Linked DNA regions of Homo sapiens: region 1 is linked to region 2. Evidence: chromatin loops called from intact Hi-C (ENCODE). Cell type or tissue: HepG2. All regions are shown on one strand. Each heading gives the region's core, and the rest is flanking DNA. Links, peaks and the distances in the headings are about the cores only.

Region 1 (15,557 bases), core at 3,832-7,831, 100 kb after region 2:
ACCTCAGTCTACTCATATGTAAAACGGGTCTGGACCAGATCACTGAGATAACGTGTGAGTGTCTAGCAGACTATTGGCATGTAGTGAACATTTGGTAAATGTTTGTTAAAAGAGTTAAAGTATGACTACAGAGTTCTCCATTCCTATGTCAGGTATAAGGACTATGTAAGGAAGGGATCTGTATTCCTGCTTCAGTGGCAACCAGACTTTTCCCGCTCAGTATTCTGAGGAAATCTGAGGAGAATTAATTGGTTATTAACATTCACTATGGGGCAATGTGGGGTGGGAGGTGGTAGAGAGAGGACAAAAAACAGATACAGAAGAAATACGCTACTTTTGTTCCTAAGGATGCTTTTAAAGGCTTAGTGCTGCGAAGCAAGGCTTTTCCGTTTTTAAAAATTTAATTTAATTTAAGTTCCAGGATACATGTGCAGGACGTGCAGATTTGTTACACAGGTAAACGTGTGCCATGGTGGTTGGCTGCACCTATCAACCCATCGCCTAGGTATTAAGCTCCACGTGCATTGGCTATTTATCCCTATGGTCTCCCTTCCCCACCACCCCTGACAGGCCCCAGTGTGTGTTGCTCCCCTCCCTGTGTCCATGTGTTCTCCTTGTTCAGCTCCCAATTATAAGTGAGAACATGCTGTGTTTGGTATTCTGTTCCTGCATTACTTTGCTGAGGATAATGGCTTCCAGCTCCATCCATGTCCCTGCAAAGGACATGATCTCATTTCTTTTTATGGCTGCATAGTATTCCATGGTGTATATGTACCACATTTTCTTTACCCAGTCTATCACTGATGGGCCTTTGGGTTGGTCCCATGTCTTTGCTATTATGAATAGTGCTGCAATGAACATATGTGTGCATATATCTTTATAATAGAATGAAGTATATTCCTTTGGGTATATACCCAGTAATGGGATTGCTGGGTCAAATAGTAATTCTGGTTCTAGGTCTTTGAGGAATTGCCATACTGTCTTCCACAATGGCTGAAATAATTTACATTCCCACCAACAGTATAAAAGCATTCCTATTTCTCCACAGCTTTGCCAGCATCTGTTGCTTCTTGACTTTTTAACAATTGCTATTCTGACTGGCATGGCAGGGTGTCTCACTGTGGTTTTGATTTGCATTTCTCTAATGCTCAGTGATGTTGAGCTTTTTTTCATATGTTTGCTGGCTGCATAAATGTCTTCTTTTCAGAAGTGTCTGTTCATGTCGTTTGCCCACTTTTCAATGGAATTGTTTGCTTTTTTCTTGTACGTTTGTTTAAGTTCCTTGTAGAATCTGGATATTAGCCCTTTGTCAGATGGATAGATTGCAAAATTTTTCTCTCATTCTGCAGGTTCTCTGTTTACTCTGATGGTAGTTTGTTTTGCTGTGCAGAAGCTCTTTAGTTTAATTAGATTCCATTTGTCCATTTTTGCTTTTGTTACAATTGCTTTTAATGTTTTAATCATGAAATCTTTGCCCGTGAAGCAAGGCTTTTCTTATTCCTCAGGATTAACTGTCTGATTCTTCACTACTGTTTCCACCTGTGCTGCCACTGCAAACTCTTTCCTAGACAAGCTCTTCAGTTGCAAAACAACAGTAGACATCTTGTATATTGCAAAGCTATTTATAGGACACACACACTGGTTGCATATACCACACACACACACACACACACACACACATACTCAAGATTTCATGTCATTTCATTGTAAATATTTCAATATATATTTTCAAAAGAAATGGACTCTTTAAAAAATAGCTATAATACCTTTAAAATGCATTATTTCTTAACATCATTAATTGTCCAATCCATGGTCATATTTCCCCAATTATCTCATTTTTTTTTCACATTGGGTTATTTGAATCATGATCCAGAAAAGGTTTGCATCATATAATGGCGTTTCGTTGATAAGTCATCTCTTAAGTTTCTTTTAATCTATAAGTTTCTCCCTCTTTTCTTGCCCTTTCTTCCTTCCTCCCTCCCTCCCCCTTTCCTTCCTTCTTTCTTTCTTTCTTTCTTTCTTTCTTTCTTTCTTTCTTTCTTTCTTTCTTTCTTTCTTTCTTTCTTTCTTTCTTTCAACAGTGTCTTCCTCTGTAACCCAGGCACCCAGGCTGCAGTGCAGTGGTGCAATCATGGCACACTGCAGCTTTGACCTCCTGGGCTCAAGCAATCCTTTCCACTTTAGCCTCCTGAGTAGAGTAGCTTGGACTGCAGGTGCACACCACCACGCCTATTTTTTTTCTTCAGTTTTTGTAGAGACAGGGTCTTGCTATGTTGAACAGGCTGATTTCAAACTCCTGGCCTCAAGCTATCCTCCCATCTCAGCATCCCAAAATGCTGGGATTATTTTCTTGCCATTTGTAAAAAAGAGTTGAAAGCCTGTGCTCTTAACCACGAAATATGGCATTTATGTTTATTTTCAGAGTTATGCCTTTGAAAGAAATACCCTCCTCCTAAACACATTTCTTGTATTAAATATAGCTCCTTATTTTCCTGTAGAATAGAAGGCGATCATACATTAAAAATGTATTTTAGAGCAGGAGACAGTGGCTCATATCTGTCATCCCAGAACTTTGGGAGGGCGAAGCAGTAGGATCACTTGAAACCAGGAGTTTGAGACCATCCTGGATAGCATAGCAAAACCCCATCTCCACAAAACATTTAAAAATTAGCCAGGTGTGGTGGCATATGCCCATAGTCCCAGCTATTCAGGAGGCTGAAATAGGAGGATTACTTGAGTCCAGGAGGTTGAGGCTGCAGTAAGCCATGACCTAGTTTTGTAGATATTTATGACAAGATAGGGCTTGAGAACAGAAAAGCCAGCTCTCAAAAAATATATCCTGTCCCATCCCCCATGGGGCCTAAAGTTTCATAGGTAAAGATGTCGCTAAGACTTTATATCTTTAAGCATCACAACTATCTGTCACTAGTCACTAAAACTTTCAAAAGTCAGGCTCTGACAGCTTAGATAGGTGGGTATGGTAAAAGGAAGGGAGGAAAAGCCTGAATAGACCTAGCCCAGATATCACTCTGAAGTGAAGGCCTCTAACAGACTAGGGCAGGGGGTAACCTGAGGAACCAGGCACCCATTCAGGGGCAGGGCACCCACTGTGGAGAAAAGACAAATGATAGGGATCTATTTCACAGTTTTGCTGTTGCTTCGACTTAGTTGTACATGTTTGGATAATATTAAAAGTATTTAAGAAGCAGTAGGATATATTGGAGAGGCAGAAGTTCTCATCAGTGGCTAGCTGAAGGTCCTTGAGGGGCATGCTGGTCAGCTGTGGGCTCAGTACACAGTTTGCACACTAAGGTGCTGGTCCTGTTGCCAGGGGTGCTGTTTCCACTCTAGCTGGTGCTATCTCAGCTCTGGTCATCTGGACACATGGATGGGAGCCTGTTGGCAGACAGGCAGCAGGGCAGCCCCCAGAAAGACTCCTCCATGCTGATGCAACTGGCATCCATTCAAAGGGCTCAAAGCAGCAGCTCTTCACCAATCAGTGCCTCAGTATTTCATGATTTTTTTGTTTGTTTGTTTTTTGTTTTTTGTTTGTTTTTTTCCGACGGAGTCTCACACTGTCACCCAGGCTGGAGTGCAGCGGTGCTATCTTGGCTCACTGCAAGCTCCGCCTCCCGGGTTCACACCATTCTCCTGCCTCAGCCTCCAAAGTAGCTGGGACTACAGGCGCCCGCCACCACGCCTGGCTAATTTTTTGTATTTTTAGTAGAGACGGGGTTTCACTGTGGTAGCCAGGATGGTCTTGATCTCCTGACCTCGTGATCCGCCTGCCTCGGCCTCCCAAAATGTTTCATGATTTTAACCACTCCTCCTGCCTCCAGGCTGAGTCTAAACCTTGTAAAATTGCAACCTCTCTGCTTTTCTGAAAGAGGGTAGGCAGTGTGATGTTCTGTAAAAAGCTATTATCTTCAGGTAGGTTTTAGTTCCAAATTAACCACTAACTTAGGCAAGTCACTTCAGCTTTCTGAGCCTCAGTTTTATCATCAGTAAAATGAGGATAAAACTCTTACTCTGTTTACCTCCCAGGGTTTGTTATGTTAAACAAGAACATGATGTGCAAGTGTTGTATAACTAATCACAACTTACACCTGCAAGACATTTTATTATTATTATTATAGCTCCAACTGTAACATGGCAATGAATGCACAAAGGTAGCCAATAGATATTTAATTTCCTTTTTATTGGACCAAATGTTATGGTAAATCACCCCAGGAAAATGGCTGAGCAAATGTGAGGCTAACACCACAACCAGCCCCAGAAGTAAACAAAAGCACAACACTGGCAAAGGCATTCACTTTGAAAATTCTAACCCCGATACAGCAGTCTTGAGGTTCATGTTTCGCCATTGCGATGTGTTTAACTTGAACAATGTGGCTGAGCTTTCCCATTCTAACTAGAGCTTTCTTGAACCAGAAACAAAGGCAAGTCAGTTCTGAGGCTGAGATTCAAATAATCAGATCACGGGACAGCTGCAAACTGGAAAGCAAATGAGACAGCTACTGGAGTGATCCCATTAATAAAGGCCCTCCTCCCAACACGTGGCCCTTTCCCCAACACACTAGAGGCCAACAGAAAGGACACTTCTTCCTCTTTGGAAGGAAGGAAGTTAACAACTGGAATGAATCCGATTAACCTGGTTAACAACTGGAAGGAGGAAGGTCTGTTATGAGTCCCTTTAAATTCCTGCTTTTTCCTTGGTAGTCCTAATGAAGGAGGAGAGGATTTAAAAAAAAAAAAGCTAAAAGAACTTTGCTGTTGCTTTTGATAACGCTGTCACACACAATGATGATTTTTTAAAATGAACACTGGGATTTGGCCAGGCGCGGTGGCTCACGCCTATAATCCCAGCACTTTGGGAGGCCAAGGCGGAAGGATCACTTGAGGCCAGGAGTTCAAGATCAGCCTAGCCAACAGGTGAAACCCCATCTCTACTAAAAATACAAAAACTAGCTGGGTGTGGTGGCACACGCCTGTAATCCCAGCTACTTGGGAGGCTGAGACAGGAGAATCACTCGAACCCGGGGGCAGAGGCTGCAGTGAGCTGAGATCGAGCCACTGCACTCCAGCCTGGGCAACAGAGTGAGACTCCATCTCAAAACAAAACAAAACAAACAAACAAACAAAAGCACTGGGATTTACATTCTTTTCATAAAGAAGACTCTTTCCCCAACCATTCCTATTAAAGAACTGGAAGAGACTTCAGAGATTTTTAACAGGAGGGGGTAGCTGCTGTGGGGCTAAGAAACTGGAATTAAAGGCTGGGCCTGGTGGCTCATGCCTGTAATCCCAGCACTTTGGGAGGCCGAGGCAGGGGGATCACCTGAGGTCAGGAGTTCGAGACCAGCCTAGCCAACATGGTGAAACCCCGTCTCTATTTAAAAAATACAAAAATTAGCCAGGCATGGTGGTGGGAGCCTGTAATCTCATCTACTCAGGAAGCTGAGGCAGGAGAATCACTTGAACCTGGGAGGTGGAGGTTGCAGTGAGCCAAGATCGAGCCACTGCACTCTAGCCTGGGCGACAGAGCGAGAAAAATAAAAAAGAAGAAAAGAAACTGGAGTTAACAATGGTTCCTAATTCCCTTCCCTGTTTGCACTATTTCCTCAGGTTCCCAGGGGAAGGGAGGCTTGAGGTATTGAGTAAAAGACCCAGCTGTGGATAGAGTTAGTCAGGACTCCATAGACTGTAATTAGTTTTTTACCTACACTGGCTAGAGTAAATGAATAAAATCTACCCAATAGGAGACACAGAAAGTCTCCTGCCTTAAAAGCTGTACAAATGAGAGGATAAAATCATTGGCACTTTGTCAGCTTGGTGATAGAGTCTTGTGGTTTTTAGAGCTGAGAGGGCAGTAGGAATGTTCCCACCCTCCTTTTCACAGATAAGGTAAGAGGAATGGACTTGTCCAAGTTTACACAGTGACTGAATGAATTAACTCTTGCTCACCAAAATGACACCATCCTCTGGGTAAAAAGTGAGCAGTGGATTGTCAATGTCCATATTCCTCTTCTTCCTCAAACAGGCTATCAAATTCCTCACCATTCACGCTTTCTTCTCTGCTATGATTGCCCACACATTCTCACATCCATTATCCAGTCCCTTAATATCTCCCATTCTAACTCTGCTGGTTTTTCCACCACTGCATCCACTGCCAATTTTTCTAAGAGGAAAGAGAAACTTCTACCCACTGGTATTGCAGGTGTTTTATTGAATCCTCCAAAAGTGGATGTGGTTCTTATAGTTTAGAGTACTCTCAGGCATGGAACCTAAGAGAAGTTTCCTGAGGCTGGGCCAAAGAGGAAGAGTTGGCAACTACAACCTGCACGCCAAGTTCAGTGCCCTGTCTGTTTTTGTATGGCATGCAATCTAAGAAGGTTTTCTTTGTTTATTTTTAATTGTGGTTAAAAAAATGACATAAAATTTACCACCTTAACCATGTTTAGGAGTACAGTTCAGTAGTGTTAAGTATATTCACATTGGTGTGCAACAGATCTCTGCAACTTTTTCATCTTGTGAAACTGAAACACCACACCCATTAAACAATTCCCTTTTCTCTCTTCTTCCAGCCCTTGGTAACCAATATTCTTTCTGTTTCTATGAATTTTAATACTTGTGAGGCATTGACTCAAGTCATTTTTTACTAAATATACTTACATCTCAAAATTTGGGAATGATTTGCTTAAAAACTAATTTACAGTAGATTCAAGACTGTTCTTTTAATAATATCCCTTCCCTAACTTGTATTTATTTTGTGGTTAAAAAAAATAAAATTTACCATCTTAACAATTATCTTGTTTTTGAGACAGGGTCTCACTCTGTCGCCCAGGCTGGAATGCAGTGGCATGATCATAGCTCACTGCAGCCTCGAACTCCCAAAGCCCAGATGACCCTCCCACCTCAATCTCCTGAGTAGCTGGGACCACAGGCATGCACTACAACACCCTGCTTTTTTTTTTTTTTTGTAGAGACAGGGTTTCTCCATGTTGCCCTGGCTGGTCACCAACACCTGGGCTCAAGCCATTCGCCCACCTCAGCCTCCCAAAGGGCTGGGATTATAGGCATGAGCCACTGTGCCCAGCCCATCTTAACCATTTTTAAAGTTTAGTAGTGTTAACTATACAAACATTGTTGCACAACAGATCTCTGGAAACTCTTTCACCTTGCAAAACTGAAACTTTGCACCTATTGAATAGCAATTCTTCGTTTGCCCCTTCCTCTAGCTCTGGGCAAATGCCATTCCACTTTTTGTCTCTAAGAGGACTGAATACTTTAGATAACTTAATAATGCAGTATTTGCAGTGGAATAATGCAGTACTTGCAATTTTTTGATTGACTTATTTCACTAAGCATAATGTCATTGAGGTTCATCCCTGTTGTAGCATATGATAGAATCTTCTTTTTTAAGGCTGAACAATATTCCATTGTATGTATATACTACATTTTGTTTATCCATTCATTGGTCCATAGACATCTGAGTAGTTTCTATCACATGGCTGTTGTGTATAATGCTGCTATGAACATGGGTATAGAAATATCTCTCTGAGGCCCTGCTTTCAATTCTTTTGTGAATATATTCAGAAGTAAGCCTGCTGGATCATATGGTGGTTCTATTTTTGATTTTTTGAGGTACCACCATATTGTTTTCCATAGAAGTTGCGCCATTTTACAATTCTACCAATAGTGCACAAAAGTCCCAACTTCTCCACATTCTTGTCAACATGTTTTATTTTATTGATTTTTTGTGGTAGCAGCCATCCTAATAGGTGTGAGGTGATATTTCATTTGATTTGCAATTATTTACTGATTAGCAATATACATATTTTCATATGCTTACTGGCCATTTGTATATCATCCTTGGAGAAATGTATATTCATGTCCTTTGCTCATTTTTTAAATTAGCTTATTTGGGTTTTTCTGTTGTTGAGTTGTAGGAGTTCTTTAAAAATTCTGAATATTAACCCCATTTCAGATACATGATTTGCAAATATTTTCTCTCATTCTGTAGGTTGATATTTCATTCTGTTGATTGTGTCCTTTGATACACAAAAGCTTTCTTAAATTTATTGTAGTTTCATTTGTCTATTTTCTGCTTTTGTTGCCTGTGCTTTTCATCTCTTATCCAATAAAACCTACCAACTCCAATATCATGAAGCTTTTTCTCTAGGTTTTCTTCTGGTAGGAATGGTTTTTAATATTTTTTAATGGATGAGAAAAATCAAAAGAAGAAATATATTTCGGAGGCCGAGGTGGGCAGATCACGAGGTCAAGAGATTGAGACCATCCTGGCCAACATGGTGAAACCCCATCTCTACTAAAAATACAAAAATTAGCTGGGCATGCTGGCACGTGCCTGTAGTCCCAGCTACTCGGGAGGCTGCCGCAGAATTGCTTGAACCCAGGAGGCAGAGGTTGCAGTGAGCCGAGATCGCGCTACTGCACTCCAGCCTGGGGATAGAGTGAGACTCTGTCTCAAAAAAAAAAAAAGAAAAGAAAAATATTTCATGACTCGTGAAAATTATATAAAATTCAAATTTCAGGGCCTGTAAGTAAAGTTTTATTGGAACATAGCCACAGTCATTCATTTACGCATTATTTCTGGTTGTTTTTGTGCTATGATAGCAGAGTTAAGTACAGTTGACCTTTGAACAACATGGGTTTGGACTGCATGGGTCCACAGTTACATGGATTTCTTTCAATAAATATATTGGAACAATTTTTTGACATTTGTGATGATTTGAAAAACTCACAGATAAACCACCTAGTTTAGAAATATCAAAAAAATTAAGAAAAATGTATGTCATGAATGCATGAAATATATGTAAATAATAGTCTATGTTACCATTTACAACCATAAAATATACACAAATTACTATAAAAAGATAAAATTTATCAAAATGAATGCACACAAACACAGACCATACCTGGCACCATTTGAAAGAAATGTAAACAAACTTATTACATGAATCATAACTGCATAAAATTAACTGTAATACATTCTGTGCTACATAATGATTTTGTAGCCACCTCCTGTTGCTATTGTGGTGAGGTTAAATATTTTGAATATCTGCTTAAAACGTCATGTGACACAAATCATCTCTGTGTGAGCTGTTGTCTCTCTGGTATATCCCGGAGTGCAGTAAAAAGTGACCTGTCCTGGAGCTCTTTATTTTTCTTCATGTTTAGTGCAATACGGTAAACCTTGAATAACACCATGGGATCCATACAAAAAGCCCCTAGTGGTGCTGGAAGTGCTCCTATAAGAAGCAGAGGAAAGCCATGACATTACAAGAAAAAGTTGAATTGCTTGATATGCACCATACATTGAGGTCTGCACAGGGAGGTGGCCCACTATTTTGACAATTTATTTTGTAAACAGATGATGTAAACTTAAGGTATCGATAAGTAAAGTACTATATTTTCTCTTCCTTATAATTTTCTTAATAACATTTTCTCATTTCTAGCTTACTTTATTGTAAGAATACAGTATATAGTACATATAACTTTCAAAATATGTGTTATTTGACTGTTTATGTTATCAGTAAGGCTTCTGCTCAACAGCTGGCTATTAGTAGTTAAGATTTTGGGGAGTCAAAAGTTATACTTGGGGCCGGGCATGATGGCTCAGGCCTGTAATACCAGCACTTTGGGAGGCCAAGGCAGGCAGATCACTTGAGGTCAGGAGTTTGAGACCAGCCTGGCCAACATTACAAAACCCAGTCTCTACTAAAATTACAAAAATTAGCTGGGCATGGTGGCACGCTCCTGTAAGCCCAGCTACTCAAGAGGCTGAGGCACGAGAATCGCTTGAACCCGGGAGATGGAAGTTGCAGTGAGCCGAGATTGTGCCACTGCACTCCAGCCTACGTGAGGGAGTGAGTCTCTGTCTCAAAAAAAAAAAAAGTTATACACTATAGTTGCAACAGAGACCAAATATGGCTCTCTCATCTCTTCACACTGTTACTCAGTGCATTATAAATTGCAGTGACACATCTATAATTCTACAGCCTTTCAAAGAAAAATGACGTGGACTTTGATTGTTGTACGTATTTTTAAAGAGACGGAGGTCTTGCTATGTTGCCCAGGCTGGGCTCAAACTTCCGGCCTCAAGTGAGCTGCCTCAGCCTTCTGAGTAGCTGGGACAGCAGGCACACACCACAACACCCAGTTCTGATTGTTGTATTGTTAAGACATACTGGAGTTTGGATATTTGGTTGTCTAATTATATGGCAGAGCATTGTGTTTATTGTGCAATGACACTACAGCTGCAGGATATCCAAAGAATACGGTATATGTCAACAATTCCAGACTAAGCACTCTTAATATCCCCAACTCACAGGAAAGCAATGGTCAGAAAAATTAGAACATTTAAAATGGAATACCTTATCGCAGAAGAATTTCTTCACAGGAAGTGAGGCTGCCACAAAAGTAAATTTCCAAGTGGCTCATTTATTAGGCAAGCAAAGAAAGTCATTTACTGATGGTGCGTTAATTAAAGCCTATGGTTATTCATTGCTTCAGCAGGCACTTTGCAGAAAATATTTGCATCTACTGTGTTATTATACCAGTAGCGTCAGTGATGAAGTTCACATTCTCTCCTGGACTTAGCCATCGACAGTTCTGTGAATTTTTGTCAGAAATAGAAACTGAATATCTGACTTGCCCTATGACACTGAAGTTCAATGGCTTAGCAGTGGTAAATTTTTACTGAGTTTTTTTTTTTTAAGCTCAGGGCTGAGATTGAAATTTTTCTGAATAAATAAAATCTGGCCTCAAATCACTATTACTGAACATTGAATATGTGGAAATTTGTTCTCTCTCTTGTTATATGAACACCGACATAATATCCTCAATTTTATCTCTTGAGACACAAAGCCCAACATATTTACTATACGACCATTTACAGAAAAAGTTTGCCAACCGCTACCATAGACATCTGAACAAAAGCCACTTGGGTCTTATTGGAAAACATTTCTCCCTGCCAACAAAAAATCCAATGTCTGTGATAGTGCCTAGCTTCCTCAAACCTATTCTACTCTGGGCTCACTACTCATTCTTGGCATTACCTCTCATGCTTCCTAAGATAAAGGTGACTATTGTCCCATTGCTTTGTTTAAGGATCTTGATCTCTTTGTCACAGGAACCTTACTGTCAGTCAAAAAGTAATCTGTTTTTTATTCTCAAGAGGCTTGATGGTATTAATGTAAATAGGATTTCTGATTGTCAACACTGATGATCCAGCTTTTCTGAAGCTAGATATGCCATTCAGGGGTTCTCACTAGAGGGACAGAGTCCAGGCTTCCTATTACACAAACAAAAGACCTTGCCACTACCTTCTGCTACTGTCACCTCTTTCCTCCTATATCCAGTTACATGATGTAAAGAATCCTCATTAAGATATCACCCATGAACTGGAATAGGCAACTGTCTAGAGAGCTATTAAGTTGTGGCCTCCAGTTGTCTCTGTCTTTGTTTATAAGAGCAGTAATTTAAAAATTACAGATATGCTGACTTACTAAATACTGTTTGGGGGAGTAGAAACTTACTAATTCAGCAGGATCTAATTCAGTAACTATGCTCCTCTAAAACCACTTTGGTGAAGGTTATTGTTAGCGGACCCAGAAAGGGCAAATAATTTGCTTTTATAAGCTTTAATGGCTTGAAATGACTTAAATGTTGGCTGCATATGTAGCAAATTGCTTTACATCCTCAGTTACACATCCTTACTCCAATATGTGTATTCATGGTTAAAAAACAGAAGTAAACACCACAAAATGGATACTAATACAACAATGAAGCTGAAAGTAATTTGTGACCAGGAAATGAAAGGCTGATAATTAGTCTCTAGGGTGCATACTACTGTTAAAAACCAAACCAAAATTAAAATAACAAATTCTGAAACAAAAATTCACCCATTTCTTTTTGCTTCTTTTGAAAAATATAGACCCACCGATACAGAATTTATGGTTTTGTACTTTTAGGGATAGTTGTTTGTTTTTATTACTTTTCTATTGTGGCCCTTAAACGAAGCCTTTATAGAGTCAGTCACTTTCAGATTGATCGAGCTTTTTGAAACATAAAATTTCACTCCCCAGCCCAACCCCTACAACCCTTCCCAAGGGAACACCTGTTTCATTAAATGGTGTTTTATTTTTGTTTCCTTCATAGGAATTCCCCCTTTTTAAATTACAAATGACCCATCAACATCCATGTTGACTTCTAGGTAAAGTGAGTTTACCTTCTAAAAAATTTAGGTGAAGCCAAATCTTCAAAGAGTATGCCATCCTGTCATCACCAGAATGTGAGTGTACTCTCATGCTCTCCATGTAGTATCTTTAGTGGAAAAACCCGAATTCTTTTTTCTTTTTTTTTTTTTTTGACAGAGTCTCACTGTGTTGCCCAGGCTGGAGTGCAGTGGCGTAATCTTGGCTCACTGCAACCTCTGACTCTCAGGTTTAAGTGATTCTCCTGCCTCAGCTTCCTGAGTAGCTGGGATTACAGGTGCGCACCACCATGCCCAGCTAATTTTTGTATTTTTAGTTGAGACAGAGTTTCACCATGTTGGTCAGGCTGGACTCGAACTCCTGACCTCGTGATCCACCCACCTCGGCCTCCTAAAGTACTGGGATTACAGGCGTGAGCCACCGAGCCCGACCAAAAACACCAAATTCTTAACGGGGTGTTTACTGATGACATCCTAAGTCATTAAAGTATTGAAAACCTATCTGCTCCTTAAAGTTATTTGTAAGTAAATAACTGATAATCCATGCATTTATTACATTTTAATTTTTTTATAAAGAATTTCAAGTCAAAATTCAACTATCACGTAAAGACTTTCAGTCATCTTTCACCAAAACGTTCTTTAAAAAAGTACACTTCTGGGCTGGGCATGGTGGCTCATGCCTGTAATCCCAACACTTTGGGAGGCTGAGGCAGGAGGATCACTTGAAGCCAGGAGTTTGAACTAGCCTGGGTAACATAGTGATACCCCATCTCCACACACACACACACACACACACACACACACACACACACACACACACACAATAAAAAGGGGAAAAAAGTACGCTTTCTGATGTAAACCACACAGATGGGGTTGGTTTGGCACATCTTAGGCTGGGGGGACACTATCCAAAAAAAGAGCCAAATTTCTTCAAAGACTGTTCAACTAAAGTGGTTTCTACATTAACAATAAGCCCAGTTTTCTATTGCACACCTCATCAATTTAAAAACAAAGGAATAGGTTCAGGCAATATTTCCTTCGTTTTAATATGTCCTTCTATGTTTGTTAAGTGTCGTGATGGCCTACACGTGAAATCTTGGTCTTCATCTTTTCCTGACAGTATCTATGTGGGGAAAGACTTTTTATTAGTTACCTATGACTGCTGTAACAAATTACCACAAACTTTGTGGCTTAAAACAATGCACATTTATTTTCTTGCAGTTTTGGAGGCCAGAAGTCCAAAATCAGCTTCACTGGCCTGAAATTCAGGCATTGGCAGAACTGTGCTCCCTGGAAGCTCTAGGGGAGAATCTGTTTTCTTGCCTTCCGGCTTAAAGATCTGCATTCTTTGTTTTGTGGGCGGGCCCTTCTTCCATTTACAGTACCTATACCTTGGCATCTTCAAATCTCTCTCTCTCTGCTAAGGTTGTCATATTGCCTTCTTTCTTCTGTGTCAAATCTCCCTCTGCTTCACTCTTAAAGGATGCACGTGATTGCATCTGAGGTTCACCTAAAAAATCCAGGATATTTTCCCTATTTTAAGGGCTTTAATGTAATTATATCTGTACAGTCTCTTCTGCCATATAACATGCACAAATTCCAGAGATTAAGACCTGGATATCTTTAGGGGCCATTAATCAGCATACCACAGACTCCAAATTTGGAGTTCAACATTTAGTTTACAACCTGTAAGTCTCAGTTTGCTAGCCAACTGTGGAATTATTTCTAGGGCTCCAAAACTTTTATGGAAATAAATAGCTTACATGTATGACTTCTACCAATTGCATATTCATGTACATGCCATTGTTATTAATAAAATACAAGTTTCTTTTATAAAGAGATTCAAAAGACCTGCTTCAGACAAGTAATTTCCAAATAAAATGCTATTTGTATTGCATCCATTCCTTTTTAACAAAAGCTGTCATTACAAAATGGTAATTTATATATAATACATAAACATATAAAGCATATAAATATGAATAATGTATATAAAGAAGATCATCTGCTATATAATAAGGGTTTAATAAATGTCAGCAGTTATTATTGTGTTTGGTGTTCTGCAAGCTGAATGGAGGTATTTCAACACTAAAATCTAGTAGCAATAGGCTTTTCTTACTTTGCAAGTAAAAGAATACAAAAAGATGGAATTTAGCCACTTTTGGATTTTTTTGGCTTACAATTTTTATTTAAAACTTTGATACCTCTTATTATGAGACTGTTAGTGAATGCTTACAGATCACAGAAAAATAAGCCAAAGAATATTAAGGAGAAACTGGGAATCAGCCAGTCATGTATAGCTCAAAAGTGTGTCTAGGTTATATGTACACAGGGCTATGCTCTTATATTTTATATTCAAACCATAGTTCTTTATTTGCCACTAAAATTGTTCTTCATTTACAGGAATCAGTCAAATACATCAATATTTTATAGTGTTCTTTAAAGAGCACTGTAACTTCGAGGTATACCAGCATCTGAGCAAGTCTGAGGGCTGCTAATGCTAATGCTAATACAAAATTTATTAATATAAAAGAGCTTACATTCACGATGAACTGAAATGGTGGTTCTCAATCCTGGCTACACACTAAGATCACCTGGGGAGCTTTTAAAAATCCCAATCTCTGGGTTGCATCTAAGACTAATTAAACAAGAATTTGTGAGGTGGGACCCAGGCATCAACATTTTTAAAGCCCCTCAGTTAATTTCAGTGGGCAGCTGTGGCTAAGAACACTGGACTAAAATAACACATGACATGAAGACCAACACAAGTAATGAAATCTAAAGTTCCATGGTCAAGGTAAGGAATGCAATGTGAATTCAAAGAGAGAGTATCTTGATTAATCAGAGGAGGGAGGAGATGGAAAACGAACTGAGCCTTGAAAACTGGGCAATAAAGAGGGAAAGGTTAAAAGGGACAGTGACAGATATATGAGGGGCAAAAAAATAGTTCTGGAGTAGGGGAAAATGGAAATATCTAAAAATTTTTATTATGGGATTAAAAAAAACGGGTGGTGCCTCATGTTCTTACTTATAAGTGGGAGCTGAACAATGAGGACACATGGCCACAGGGAGGGGAACAATATACACTGAAGCCTGTCGGGGTTGGCAGGGGACAGGAAGAGCATCAGGAAAAATAGTTGAAGCATGCTGGGCTTAATATCTAGGTTATGGGTTGATAGATGCAGCAAACCACCATGACACGCATTTACCTATGTAACAAACCTGCACATCCTGCACATGTACCCCAGAACTTTAAAAAATAATAATAAAATGTTTAAAAACTGGTGGTAAAAAGAAGATATTCGCCAGCCCTTTTTTTTTC
Region 2 (15,557 bases), core at 5,787-9,786:
CCACGAACTGTGAGACAAATACAAAAGATGTAATCATGGGAATACTAGAAGGAGAAGAAAGAAATGAACAGAAGAAATATTAGAAGCAATGATGACTGAAAATTTCCCCAAATTAATGTCAGACATCAGACTGTAGATCCAAGAAATTCAGAGAACAGCAAGCATAGTAAATACCAAAAAAAGACACCTGGGCATATCATAGTTCAAACTTCAAAGAATCAAAGATAAAGAAAAAATCTTGAATGAAGCCAGAGGGGAAAAAACTACATTACCTATAGAAAAGCAAAAATAAGAATTACATCCAGCTTCCCCTCAGAAACCATGCAAGCAAGAAGAGAGTGGAGTGGAGTGAATTGTTTAAAGTGTTAAGAGAAAAACTCGCCAACCTAGAATTCAGTACACTGCAAAATTATCCTTCAATAACTTTCTAACAGAAGGAAAAAAAATATCCTCCAAAAGTGAAGGATAACTAAAGACATTCTTCAGACAAAATGTGAGGGTCATTGTTGCCAATAGACCTGTCATGCAAGAAATATTAAAAGAAGTGTCTCAGAAAGAAGGAAAGTGTTATAGGTTAGCAACTCAGATCTACAGAAAAAAGGAAGAGCACTGGAGAATGAATAAGTGAAGGTAATACAAATACTTTTATTTTTCTTATTCCTAGTTGGTCTAATAGTTCAAAATAATAATAGCAACAATATATTTGATTATGTGTGCTTATGTGTGTGTGTATATATATATGCTTACATATTCTTATATATAAGTGAAATGAATGACAGCAAAGACACAAGAGACAAGATGAAATAATTAAAATTGTTTGTTATTATAAGGCATTTGCACTACCTGTGAAGTGGTATAGTGATATTTGAAAATGGAATTAGATTAGTTGTAAATGTATATTGCAAACTCTAAGGCAACCAATACAAAAAGTTAAAAAAATAAAGAATTATGACCGACATGCTAAAAGGAAGAGAAAAATGGAATCACATAAAATATCAATTAAAACCACAAAAGAGAAAAAGAATGAAAAGCCAAAAACAGGAACAAATAACAAGAGCAACAAATAGAGAACAGTAATGAATATGTTAGATTTTTTTTCTCGTTGTTTTGTTTTGTTTTGTTCTGTTTTGTTTGTTTTGAGACAGAGTCTTACTTCATCACTCAGGTTGGAGAGCAGTGGAGTGATCTCGGCTCACTGCAACCTCCATCTCCCGGGTTTAAGCGATTCTCCTGCCTCAGTCTCCCAAGTAGCTATGATTACAGGCATGCACCACCATGCCTGGCTAATTTTTGTAATTTTATTAAAGATGGGGTTTCACCATGTTGACCAGGCTGATCTCAAACTCCTGACTTCAAGTGATCCACCCGCCTTGGCCTCCTAAAATGTTGGGACTGTAGGCGTGAGCCACTGCATCCCACCGAATATGGTAGATATTAACCCAATTATATCAATAATCACTTTGAATGTCAGTGGTCTAAATGTGCCAATTAAAAGACAGATTTTCAGAGTGGATCAAAAAAACAAAAGCTGGCTGGGCACGGTGGCTCATGCCTGTAATCCCAGCACTTTAGGAGGCCGAGGTGGGTGGACCACCTGAGGTCAGGAGTTTGATATAAGTGGCCAACATGATGAAAACCCATCTCTACTAAAAATATAAAAATTAATTGGGCATGGTGGTGGGCACCTGTAATCCCAGCTACTCAGGAGGCTGAGGCAGGAGAATCTCTTGAACCCGGGAGGCAGAGGTTGCAGTGAGCTGAGGTCATGCCATTGCACCCCAGCCTGGGAGACAAGAGCAAAACTCTGTCAAAAAAAAAAAAAGCCCCCCCATAAAACCAAGACCCAGTAGCATGTTGTCTACAAGAAGCCCACTTTAAATATAAACACATAAGATTAAAAGTAAATGGATGGAGAAAGATATAATGTGCTAACACTAATAAAAAGAAAGTGGCAGTAGTTACATTAATTTCAGACGAAGCTATTTTGGAGCAGGGAAAGTTATCAGGGATAAAGAGGGGCATTACATAATGATGAAGGGGTTAGTTCTTCCTGAATACATAATAATTCTTGACGTGTATGCTCCTGACAACAGAGCAAAACCCAATAGAACTGAAAAGAGAGATAGATGAATCCACTATTATAGTTGGAGTCTTCAACACTCCCCTATCAGAAATGGACAGGTGCAGCAGGCAGAAGATCAGTAAGGACATAGTTGAACTCAACAGCACCATCATTAAACTGGATATAATTGAAATTTCCAGATAACTTCATCCAATTGCAGAACACACATTCTTCTCAACCTCACATGCAACACTCACCAAGATAGACTGTATTCTGGACCCTAAAACACACCTTAACAAATACCAAAGAATAGAACTCATACAATGCCCGCTCCCAGACCACAATGGAATATGCTTGAAAGCAATAACCGGAAAATCCCCAAATACTTGGAGATTAAAAATATACTTCTAAATAACACATGGGTCAAAGAAAAAAATCTCAGCCAGGCGTCGTGGCACACCTCTGTAATCCCAGCACTTTGGGAGGCCAAGGGGGACAGATCACGTGAGGCCGGAGTTCGAGACCAGCCTAGCCAACATGGTGAAGCAACATCTCTACAAAACATAAGAACTCTGTTAGCTCTTCACAACCTGATCACAGCCTTGAAGCCACGGAACATAGAGAACAAGCCATTGCTGGTGATGCATTCATTCATCTATTCATTTATTCAAACACATGGAGCAAAAGCAGCGGGAAGTTCGTACTGGGCAGAAGGCAACAGAGTTGCTAGAGTTCTCTAAGACAGCAGGTACTATCAGATATCATAGGGACTGGCATTGGGAGGACGTATCTATGTCTACAGATTTTCAATGTATCCAGAACTGGTCTGTTTGGGGGAAAGATGTCTGATAGAACATATCAACAAGGAGGAGAAGGGTGTGCTTGATTTTAGAACTGGGAAGGACAGGCTCACACTGACTTGATCCATGGCAGATGGTTCTTGAGCATAAACCGCACAGCAATGTTGTTCCCTCTGGTGTCAAGAGACCAGCCTTTTAAAGCTCTTATCAGGTTTCTGGCTAGGGAGTGCTTCCAGACCGGGGTGTATCCTCCTTGATGGGCAGCTCCTATTAGACCAGGGCAATTCTCTGGGGAAGAGGGGCAGCTGTGAGCCCTTAGCTGTAAATGTTTCCAGAGACTGTAACTTGAAGCCTCCCTCTTTTGGCTTCTGAAAATTTCAATTTATAGCTGTTGTGAATTCATCATATTCAATTAAAGGCATATTTGTACTCAGGCAAAGGAAGAAGAGAAGCCCTGTTGAAAGTTTGAGTTAGGAAAGGGGAAGCAGGGAGAGCTAAAGGAAAGTGAAAGCACAAGTGGCCACAGAGGTTAAAAGTAGAGACACAAAAAGTTAGTGGGAAGAAAGGTCTTGTGTCTGGCATAGGAAGAGGTCCTGTTTCTGGCCTGAAAAGGGAACAAATTAGTGACACAATAGCTACAGTTTGCTTCACCCTTGGCACTTCTTGGGAACAGGAACCCCTGAAGATGGAGGTAGGTTAAAACAGCCCTTAGTGAATTCTCTATCCTAAACCGTGGTCTTCACATATTTTTACTTGCATAACCTCTAAAGGAATTTTGGAAAAACTCTATGCTCCATAGATATCTTTTTTCTTCTTTTTAAAAAATAGAGATGGGGTCTTGCTATGTTGCCCAGGCTGGTCTGGAACTCTTGGCCTCAAGCAATCCTCCCACCTTGACCCCCCAAAATTCTGGAATTACAGGAATAAGCTACCATACCATACCTGGACTCTATAACATATCTTAAAGTTGACATCTAACAACTATGGAGGGATTTATGAAAGCTTAAATATTTCAAGTGATGTAATTTCTGGCATATTGCAAATATTGATGTTTGAGAATAAAACTGTTGCATCATTTTAAAAAATATAAGTGGGACCAATTACCATAGCACCATAGCAGTTTGATATCCACCATTATCCATGTAAAAGATACATGAAGATACTCCTTTTCTTTTCTTTTTCTTTTTCTTTTCTTTTTTTTTTTTTTTTTTTTTTGAGACAGAGTCTCACTCTGTCATCCAGGCTGGAGTGCAGTGGTGCCATCACGGCTTATGGCAGCGTCAACCTCCCAGGCTCAAGTGATCCTCTCACCTCAGTCTCCTGAGTAGCTGGGACCATAGGCACACACCACTGTGCCTGGCTAAATTTTATTTTTATTTTTTGTAGAGATGGGATCTCACTATATTGCCCAACCTGGTCTCAAACTCCTGTACTCAAACAATCCTCCTTCCTTGGCTTCCCAAAGTGGTTGAGATTATAGGCATGAGCCACTGCACCTGAGAAAGATACTCCTTTTGCACAGCCAGATTTTTTTTTTTTTTTTTTTTGAGACAGAGTTTCACTCTGTCACCCAGGCTGGAGTGCAGTGGCATGATCTCGGCTCACTGCAACCGCCGCTTTCCAGGTTCAAGCAATTCTCCTGCCTCAGCCTCCTGAGTAGCTGGGATTACAGGTGTGTACCACCCCACCCAGCTAATTTTTGCATTTTTAGTAGAGACGGGGTTTTCCATGTTGGCCAGGTTGGTTTTGAACTCCTGACCTCAGATGATCTGCCCGCCTTGGCCTCCCAAAGTGCTGGGATTACAGGCGTGAGCCACTGCGCCCAGCACAGCCAGAAATTTTATATCATACTTTTATCTCTTGAACTTATATTTTGATTCTATTCACACCACAGAATTGTATCCTAATGTAATATATTTTTGTTTAGAATATCTTTTGTTATCACATCCCAATTCCTACCATAAAACATGTAAATTTACATTGTAAAAAAATTTTATTCCTGTGACTGTAAGGCTTAGAGTCTTTGGGACTTTTTTGTTTTTTATAATCATTAGCACATGACTGGTTAGAGTAACATAAATATATTATAAAACCTTATAGTTAATAAACATAAAATAGAATATTATTGGGAATGTATCTCTTAATGTGATGGAAGGGGATTTTTTAAAGTAGTTCATATATCTGTGGATCAATGTTACTTATTGTTAGAATGAGAACAAGTTCAATATTTTTAGTATACTTAAGATGTTGAGAAATCTTGTTCATGTAAATGAGATAAGAATGAAAGTTTAGTTAAAATAATATCATTCAATTAAGCACTTTCCTAAATATATGCCAAAGATTACATTATATCTATCATAATTTTTATGATAGATCATAATATAATCTATCTGTGTAATGATCTAGCAAATGACAACTTGGTTAGATTCTCCTCTGATTTTGTTGAAAGCAAGGCATTGGAAACGACTTGCCTTTATAAAAGTATTTGTTATCCCATCATTAAAGTGATGCACTCAGTACTTGTGCTCACACATTTCTCAATATCAGCATCAATATTTCCAATGATCCCTTTCGGTGCTCAAGAAGTTTTCGTTTTGGGGCCAGGCACCAAGGTAAGCCTTGAGATGAGTTAGAGATGTGCCTTTATTTTGTAAAGTGGGAGAAAGGAAGTGGGAAAGTAGAACCATCAGGTATGTTCTCACACAAAGCAAATTTAGGAAAGAGTACACATGGAAGTTAAAAATCTGGAAAATTGTTAAAAACAAAAAGACACTCAAACAATACCTACCTATGTATCTCTTTAAGTCTGAGGGTGCCTTGGGAGTATGTGCACCCAGGTTGAAGAACATGAACCCAAAGAACAGAATAATGTAAAAAGCAGGAAACTGGAGTATGGAGGAAGGCATTATCCCTCCTGACCCCCACCAAGATACATTAACGTGGTTTTGAGAGTCATTGTTGAGACAGCGTGAGATGGGGACCTCGGAACTCATGTATTAAACCTAGAACTCAATATGCATACATTGCATATGTCCTTGGGATAAGATACTCATTTACTTATGTTAATACTAAAGTGTAAAAGACTGATGAAGGGGTATGGGGGATTGCTAAAATGCAACTGGCCCTATGGACAAAGGAATTGGTTTCTCAGTTTCCCCTTAATTGCAGAGGTTGAATAAAGCTCTTTGCAGTGCTTTAGCTAGTACATGGCACACAGCTTAGATTGAGGGAGCAATGGATCAAGAAAACTTGTAAGAGGCAGCTAATTTAATTTCTCCTTAAGTAGTCTAATAATCCACTTTTAGCCTAGCTTAGTGATTTGGGCTTAAGCAAATAAGGTTCTACCCCAGCAGGTTATCAACTAAGCTCCACAGAAACTCACAGGGCAGGATGCTCCAGAGTTCTGCCAGTGAAACATTTTGCCAAAAGTGGTCCACCACTTCTGTCTATTTTAAATATCGAGGTTTGGAGAAAGATTTAGTTGGGAAAAGTGCTCTGTTGCTAAACATACACACACATACATACACTCACAACACACACCACTCGTGCCATTCACTGGACACACAATTACTTTCACTCACCTGTGCTCTCACATATGTTGTTTCTTCTGCCTAGGATAACCAAAACTCATCTCCCCAACTCTTTCAGACAAAAAAAAAGTTTGCTTTCTCTTCTAGACAGTATTTTGTATTTACCATTATTATAGCACTTCCCACATTGTATCATAACTGTATTATTACATGTACTGGCAATTCAACCTTCTAATTGTCTCTAATATGCCAGCCCCTCTCCAGTCCCTCTACCAATGCCTTAGTTTACCCTTATCTTGCATCTGGATCATTTTGACGGAAGTCTTGACCCTTTCCTATCTATTTTCCATACTGCCACCAAGGTGAGCCATCTAAGGCTGTATTCTGATTGTATCATGCCCCTACTTAAAACTTTTTTGTGGATCCCCATTGCCCTAAATGATAAAGTGCGTGCTTCTTAGCCTAGTTGACTTGCCCCTGCACTCCTCCACAGGCTTCTTTTACTGTGCCCCTCACTCTATCCTTGAATCATACATTCTAGCCATGAGGGAGTACTGATCGTTTACTCAGTAAGCCATGTTACTTCAAGGTTTTGTGCCTTTGTAAACACTGCACTTCTTAATTGAGATATCTATTTTCTAGTGTTCAGTGAAGTTAATTCCTGCATATCTTTTAGATTTCCACTTAGATATCTCTTCCTCTGGGAAGGTTTCTGACCCTAAAGTGCCTTATTTTGATCCACAGTTCTCTTTCATGCTTTTTTTTTTTTTTTTGAGAGATGTAGTCTTGCTCTGTCACCCAGGCTGGGGTACAGTGGCACGATCTCGGCTCACTGCAATCCCTGCCTCCCAGGTTCAAGCAATTTTTACGCCTCAGCCTCTGGAGTAGAAGGGACTACAGGCGTGCGCAACCATACCGGGCTAATTTTTGTATTTTTAGCGGAGACAGGTTTTCGCCATGTTTGCCAGGCTGGTCTCAAATTCCTGGCCTCAAGTGATCTGCCAGCCTCGGCTTCCCAAAGTGCTGGGATGAAAGGCCTGAGCCACTGTGGCTGGCCTCTGTCAGCCTTATTTACCATATTTTATGGTAATTGTTTTTGAGTCTGTCTCTATTTTAAGACTCTTAAGTCTTTTTTTTTTTTTTTTTTTTTTCTGAGACAGGGTCTCACTCTGTCACCCAGCTGGAGTGCCGTGGCATGATCATGGCTCTCACTGCAACCTCCACCTCCCAGGCTCAAGTGATCCTCACACCTCAACCTCCCAAGTAGCTGGGACCACAGGTATGTGCCACCATGCCAGGCTAATTTTTTAACTTTTTGTAGAGATGGAATCCCAGTATATTGCTCATGCTGGTCTTGAACTCCTGGGCTCAAGCAATCCTCCTGCCTTGGCCTCCCAAAGTGCTAGCATCACAGGCATGAGCCACTGTGCTCAGCAGATTTCTAAGTCTTAAGGACAAGGACTGTATCTTAATAATCTTGGTATCTCTATTTCCATGTATAAAGCCTTGCACGAAGTAATTGTTCAATAAATAGTTTTTTTTTAAATAGCGAGGGATGAATGTTTGGGTGGAGAATGTATGTTTGGCCTAGGGTAGGCTTAAGACATCTGCTTTACTTTGGTGTCCTGGTTCATTCCCAACTAAAGCTTCAGAGTTTTACAGAATGACATGGAGAGCCAGGTTGTTTTGGCCATGCCCAGAAAGTGTTGGCTTCAGTATAATCTACCAAATTTAGGAGTTATTTGTAACAAAACTAGATTAAATAGAATTTCAGAGTCTAACAGCTACTGCAACATATACTGTAGCACAGTCAATAGCAGTAACACGAATATATTAGGAAAATGAGATTGCTGAAAGACTAAAGGAAAAAGGAATCTGAGTGCTATAGAGACCAAACAGTAGTCACAGCTGTTGACTCTAGGGGACAACAGAACAAGAGGAGGATAAGAAGAGCAATAAAGGGCCATTGAAAGCACATCTGTTATAGTAGGAGACAGGCCTTGGACAGTATCCGGTTACATGCCTAGGACAATTTGCCTCTTATTTATTTTAAACTCTGAGTAATCTAGGGATAAAATCGGTCTGAGATGGGGCATTGTTTTAACATTTCCCATTGGCAATATCCTTTTTGTGTTACTGGGAAAAGACATATAGTCAAACATAAAGCAAAGGCAATTTATCTTTTTAAATACATGTATAAAATGTAAATAATATAGGAAAAAGAAAATTACTGAGCAACAACCATCCAATTCAAATGTAATCTTACTGTTAACCTTTTCTGATGCCCTGTCTTGCCAATAAATATAATTTTGTTTGAGAAATCTTATCATCCAGATGTTATTATTAAAATAATTATTTCATCTTTAACCTCAACAGATGGCTTAGATACACAGGAATCTAGTTCTACTTATAAGTATCATATTTTAACGATTCCTGAAACTAAGTGAGCAGCTTAATAAAACAGATAATGTGTGCAGATAGCTAAAAATATTTGGATAAAAATGGAAACATAAAGTCAAAAATCTGGATTTACGTCTACATGATGACAGAATAAAATTTTCATTTTTAGCATAATATGCAGACACTGCAAAACATCTCTTTTAAGTTATGCATTTCCCCATATAGAAGAGAGTACTGCTGCATGAACAAGAACAACAGACAAACTTTGATTATATTAATTGATTCTAAGGTAGGCATGCCGAACAGGAAGAAGAACCTTCTATAGGACATGTATGTGTTTTCTGTTTGATGTGTTTCCTGTTTGATGAACCAAAGAATTTCCTAAATGCTACCATCCATAGTTCATGTAGTATCAGTTCTAGAGATATTTATTTATTTATTTGAATATTAAGCCTTTGGTGGGGGAACAGGGTCTTGAAGGCTATTCCAAGTAGAGCAGCATGTGCAGAGGAACCAAGATGGTAAGGAACTGGGCATGTTGGAGGATGTAAAGGAAGGCCAGAGTAGTACAAGAAGAGTGAGTAAGGGCAGGAGTTTGGGCTTTACACTAGGAGCAACAGGAAATCACTGAATGGTTTTCATGTTCAGGAGTGACACAATCTGGTTTACGTGGCTAAATGGTCCTGATGTTTACAGTGTGCAAATTGGAATGGAAGGCTGGGCAAGGTGCAAGCTAGAGGCAGAGGTGATATCTGTTGGCTTGCCCTAGAATCCTGGCAACAGAGAAGGAGAGATGTGGACAGATATGTCAGTGGTAGAATCAATAGGGCTTAGTGAGTAATTAATCAGAAGAGAGAGTGTAATGTTGGAGATGACTCTTGATTTTCTGACTTGATTAACTGGGTGTATAGCAGTGCTTTTCACTGAAATGCAAAGCACTAAAGGGGAAACAGGAATTTGGGGGAAGTAATGTAAATCTTGGATACACTGTTTGCCCTGTTGAATTTTTGGTGCCTATGAAATACCTATGGTAGGCAGGTTTTGGGCTCAGTATAAAAATCTAGGATGGTTTCACTGGCGCATAGCTGAAACCTTGGAAATGAATGAAATCATCTAGGGAGAAAAAAACCATATCCTGAGGAACTCCAGCATTTAAAGTTTGATCAATGATGGAGGAAGCAACAACGGAGCCAGAAAACTGCAAATGGTTATATCAAAGAAATCAAGGGAGCATTGTTTCAAGGAGGTGGATGTAATCTTGTAAGGTGAAGACTGAAAGACAGTCACATACATAAGATTCTCTTCAGTCATGTTCCTGTCATGGCATCTCCTTCTACCTGAATTAAATGGTATAATTCACTGGCAAGGTGACTCTTCTACATAGGCAAGATTGGAGTATATGGAGAAAAATGATTCTCCTCTTGAATCTAATAAAGTTTATGGAATAATGCCCTGGGTATTTTTCCACAGTCATTTGACAAACTATTTTCTGTTCTTAGGAGAACCAGGCTTCCTATTTATGATTTATTAGCACCAACAATTGCCAAACTCACTGGAACTCAACAAAAAGAATTCGATTTTTTTCTAAGAGAGAAAGAAATACAATTTCAGGGGAAAATGTCCACAGGGACTTAAGATATTATGTCTATGTTTGTCGAGCAGGCATAGAAGAAAGATCAAAGGGTAAAACACACTGAAAAATGGTTCTTGAGCTAAAACTCCCAAAAGTTTGTGGATTTCTGGGAATCTGAAGCCTTTTGAATGAAGAGTATAATCTGTACACAAAGTTTGAGTTCAATTAGGATCAGATATCAAAGATGATCTTGCTTACTTCAAATGATTTAACTGGATACTGGCTGAAAAGAGCTTAAGCTAGAAAGGAACTAGAAATGTTGTGACTAATATTCAGACAGATGAAAATAACAGGAAGAAGAACTCTGTGGCAATCCAGATGGAAAAAAAATGAAAAAGAGGTCAAATGGATGCAAATGGCTGATTTCTTTCACTGAGTTTCATCCTAGTGATGAGTTCAAATAGTAAAGATCTCATTTCAGACAAACAAATATTCATTAATGAAGAAATATTACACACTGTGGAATTTCTAAGCCCATGCTATTAATAAGACCTTTTTAAGAGAGGGAGGGAAAGGAGAGAGGGAGAGACGGGGGAAGGGAGGGAAAGGAGAGAGAGAGAGAGAGAGAGAGAGAGAGATAGATAGCTATAGAGCAAGAGATTGTGATAGAGAAAAATCGATTCTGAGAAATTGACTTTGTGTCTGCCTGACAGTCATTGGACGAAATCACAAAGAAAGCACTGGCAAGAGATCAGAACTCCCGGAATCCATTAAATACAAAAAAAGGAGAAAAATAACTAAATGTTGGTTGCAGACCAGCATGCTATATCCAAAGATTTGAGTAGAACTGTTTAAGGGTGAGCAGATCCAATAATAAAATTTCATAATCGGCCCTCATAAAAATAACATGAACAGAAGTTTGCTGGGTTAGAGAGCAACTGCTGCTACTACATATATTGCATTCCATAAGTCAGTCTTAACCAGAAACAAAGATGTTGGGCATTTAGCTCTCATCTTTGTTCTTGACTCTTGGCATATGCAAGTTTCCACAATGCCTCCATTAGTTACTAGTCACAATTACACAGTTTTTTGAAAGTGTGCTTAGAAAAAAAGACTAATCTTCTGATCAACTTAACTGCAGAGTTAGAATAGAAATTAGGGCTCGTCTAGGCTGGGGAGTTGTCACTGCATCAGTCATGTCCCTGCTCCTATACCTCCTTTGGTGGATCAATTCAATGAACAAGAGCTATGTGGTAGAATGACTTGACATAAAAGTGTAGCCTGCTATACTGAGAAGTATTAAAGAGAAATTAGAGAGTAGATAGGCAAGATGCCAAGCACAGGGCAGTCAGCTAACACAGGATAGAACAGGTTGGAATGAGGCTTAAACAGACTAGAACAATGGTTTCTGATCCCTAAAAAAATGAAGATCACACATTACTAGTAAGACAGTAACTTTTTGAAAAATTACAAAAACAGTGTTCATTTTATAAAAAATTTTTAAAACACATATAAACAAAAAGAAGACAATAAAAAGCACACACACCACCACCACCATATATAGCCAAAATTAATAACTCCTTGCTGTACATCCCACAAGATTTTCTCTATGCCTATACAGTTATATATATGCACATACTATATTTTAATCAGTTTAAGCTTATATCTTTTCATGTACTTGTTGGCCATTTGTATATTTTATTTGGAGAAATGTCCATTCGGGGACTCTGGGGACTCAGGGGGAGGGGTTGGAGTGGGGAGAAGGGATACAAGACTATACATTGGATGCAGTGTACACTGCTCAGGTGATGGGTGCACCAAAATCTCAGAAACCACCACTAAAGAACTAATCCATGTAACCAAACATACCTGTTCTCCAAAAACTATTGAAATAATTTTTTTAAAAAGGAATTACACTGAAAAAAAAAAGAAGAAAAAAGTCCATTCAAGTTTTTTGCCTATTTTTAATTGGGTTATTTTTCTTTTCGTTGTTGAATTGTAGGAGGTCTTTATGTATTCTAGATACAGGATCTTAATCAGATATACGATTTCCAAATATTTCCCCCCATTCTACGGATTGTCTTTTTACTCTCTTGATAGTGTCCTTTGATGTATAAAAGTTTTTAATTTTATGAAATCAAGTTTGTTTATTTTTTCTTCTTTTGCTTGAACTCCTAGTGTCATATCTAAGAAACCATTGCCAAATCCAAAGTTATCTAGTTTTACCTCTGTTTTCTTTTAAAAGCTATATGTTCTAGTTCTTTTTTTAAAATCCACTTAGAGCTAATTATTGTATCTGGTGTGAGTTGAAGATCCAACATCAGTCTTTTGTGTGTGTATTCCCAGTCGTCTCATTTTTTACATATTTGATATTATAAAGAGATCCTTTAAAAATAATGTGTTCAGTTATATTCACTACAGTATTTTTCATAGTAGCAAAAAAAACCAGAAACACCATACATGTTCAACAATAGAAGATTCGTAAAATAAATTGTGATATACCTTTATAATGTAATATTATATAGAAATAAAACTAGTATTATTCATAAAAATATCATTAAGCAAACATTTACAAAACCATCAGATCTCATGAGAACTCATTCACTATCCTGAGAACAGCAAGAGGGAAATCTGCCTTCATTATCCAATCACCTCCCACCATGCCCCTCCCCTGACACATGAGGATTACAATTCAACATGAGATTTGGATGGGGACACAGAGCTAAACCATATCGATGGATAAACAAAATGTGATATATTTATAAAATGAAATTTTATTCAGCCATGAAAAGGAATGAAGTACTGATACATGCTATAGCATGGATGAACCCTGAAAACATTATGCTAAATGAAAGAAGCCAGATACCAAGAACACATGTTGAATAATCAAATTTATATGAAATTTCCAGAATAGGCAAATCCAGAGAGAGAAAAAGCGGATATGTAATTACTAGTGACTGGAGGAGGGGTTATTGGGGAGTGACTGATTAATAGGTATGGAGTTTCCTTTGGGAGTGATGAAAACATTCTGGACCTACACAGTATTGATGGTTGCACTACACTGTGAATTTACTTGATGCCATTGAATTGTACTTTAAAAATAGTTTAAATAGTAAATGTTATGTTTATCACAATAAAAATTATAAAAATATAAAATTGTGCTTATAAGCTTACATAATAATACTACTCTCAATATCTATTATTGGAGAAGTTGGTTAATGACAAAAAGCTAGTATGAGTTTACTAATACTTTATGAATTAATATCCTATTAAACATAATATATAGACATGCTTGAAAAAATATAATAGTAGATCTATATGCAAGATAAATGTATACGATCTAACATCAGGCTTGTTTCATATAAGGATCCAAAGACTCTTTGCAATAATTCTACTAGTTATTGGAGATTTAGGATCCATAGGCTATGACTCATTGAGCAAGAGAATTAGTTCACAGAAATCATAAAGGCAGTTCCCTATGGCTGCTATAACAAATTGTAACAAACTTGATGGTTTAAAACAACAGGAACTTGTTTTCTTACAGTTCCAGATGCCAGAGGTCCAAAATCAAGGTGTTGACAGGGGTTCTCTCTCCAAAGGTACTAGGGGAAGATCCTTTCTCTGTCTCTTCCAGCTTATGGTGGCTCCAGAAGTTCTTTGGCTTGTGACCACATCACTCCAATCTGTTTCCTCCTTTTCTGTCTCAAAATTCTTTTCACTTCTATATTATAAAGGTACGTGTGATTGCATTTAGGGTCCACCAGATAATTCAGGATAAGATCTTCCTCTTAAGACATTTAATTTAGTTACTTTTTTTGATCATATAATTTTCACTTTTTTGCCATATGAGGTAATATTCACAAGTTCTGAGGATTAGGACGAGGACATGTCTTTTGGGGGGACCATCATTCAGCCCAGTACAGTCTTCCCTCTGGCCTTCCCAAATCCACGTTCATCCCAGAGTGTAACGACAGAACTCTGGGGGGAGTATCTACAGTCAGGAGTGAGAGGAGAAAGAAAGAGCCATAGAAGAGGGGAGAAGAGGAGCAGTCAGAGAGTGAGAAGGTGTTTCAAGGCAGAATGGTGCTATTTAACTGTCTGTCAAAATGATCAAACTTTGGATGACTTATTGTTGCTTTATGTGAACACAGCTAAAGTCAGACAGTTTGAGAGTGCTTTCAGCTTTCGATCAAGTAAAATGCCATTTAGTGCATTGTTATTATATCAGTCATTTAATAAATAATCCTGTGATCACTTAAAATTGCTACCATATGTCCCAAAGTTTCCAATTAAGATTTAGGATATATATAACTTATCAAAATTGCATACTGTTTGATATTTAGTTATTAATATATGCTTTTTACTTATTTTTCATAAAAACATATATATACAGGACCTCAAGAAGGGGAAACTTGAGGAAATGGAATAATCACATTGCAGATTTCAACAGAGCATGAAGCTATACAGACCTTTCATATGGTTTCATTGTTAAAATTGCAAGACAGAGTGATTATCACCAGCATATTATCTAATTATTGTGTAATGAAGTACTGAGAAACAGCTTGAACTTATAACAAAGGCAGCTAGCACTGCATATTTTATATAATCTTTGAAATATAATTTATATACAATAAAATTTACCCTTTTGAAGTGTATAAATCAATGGTTTTTACTATATTTATAGAGTTGTGCAACCATCTCCATTATCTAATTGATACAGTTTTGCTGTGTCCCCACCCAAAAATCTCATATGGAATTTTAATCCCCATAATCCTCATAATCCTCACGTGTCAAGGGAGAGACCAGGTGGAGGTAACTGAATCATGGGGGCAGTTTCTCCCATGCTGTTCTCATGATAGTGAGTTCTCATGAGATCTGATGGTTTTATGTGTTTGGTAGTTCCTCCTGCGTTCATTCTCCTTCCGGCTGTCTTGTGAAGGTGTCTTGCTTCCTCTTTACCTTCCGCCATGATTGCAAGGTTCCTGAGGCCTCTCCAGCCATGTTGAACTGTGAGTAAATTAAAACTGTTTCCTTTATAAATTACCCAGTCTTGGGTGTTTCCTTTAGCAATGTGAGAACAGACTCATGCACTAATTTTAGAACATTTTCAACACCCTGAAAACAAACCCATTTTCTATCTATTAGCAGTCACTCCTCATTCTCCCCATTCCCTCAGCCCTTTGCAACCACTA

The links. A loop is a pair of places that touch in the nucleus more often than their neighbours do. Peaks named below come from ENCODE experiments on the same cell type or tissue, not always from the same donor. Only the 100,000 strongest peaks of a DNase experiment are listed, where the experiment ranks them.
Region 1: it touches region 2 in a loop (2.5-fold over the local background); 3 of 110 quality-filtered maps call a loop at or near these places.

The regions. Positions count from the first base shown.
Region 1 is chrX:115,383,797-115,399,353 of GRCh38, reverse strand. No RefSeq gene overlaps it. Among named protein-coding and RNA genes, the nearest start is that of LUZP4, 100 kb to the right of the region's middle. RefSeq lists an enhancer at 1-191. In HepG2, for the core only: no CTCF peak of the experiment used is centred there; DNase peaks (open chromatin) are centred at 5,893 and 7,193.
Region 2 is chrX:115,487,155-115,502,711 of GRCh38, reverse strand. No RefSeq gene overlaps it. Among named protein-coding and RNA genes, the nearest start is that of PLS3, 66 kb to the left of the region's middle. In HepG2, for the core only: no CTCF peak of the experiment used is centred there; no DNase peak of the experiment used is centred there.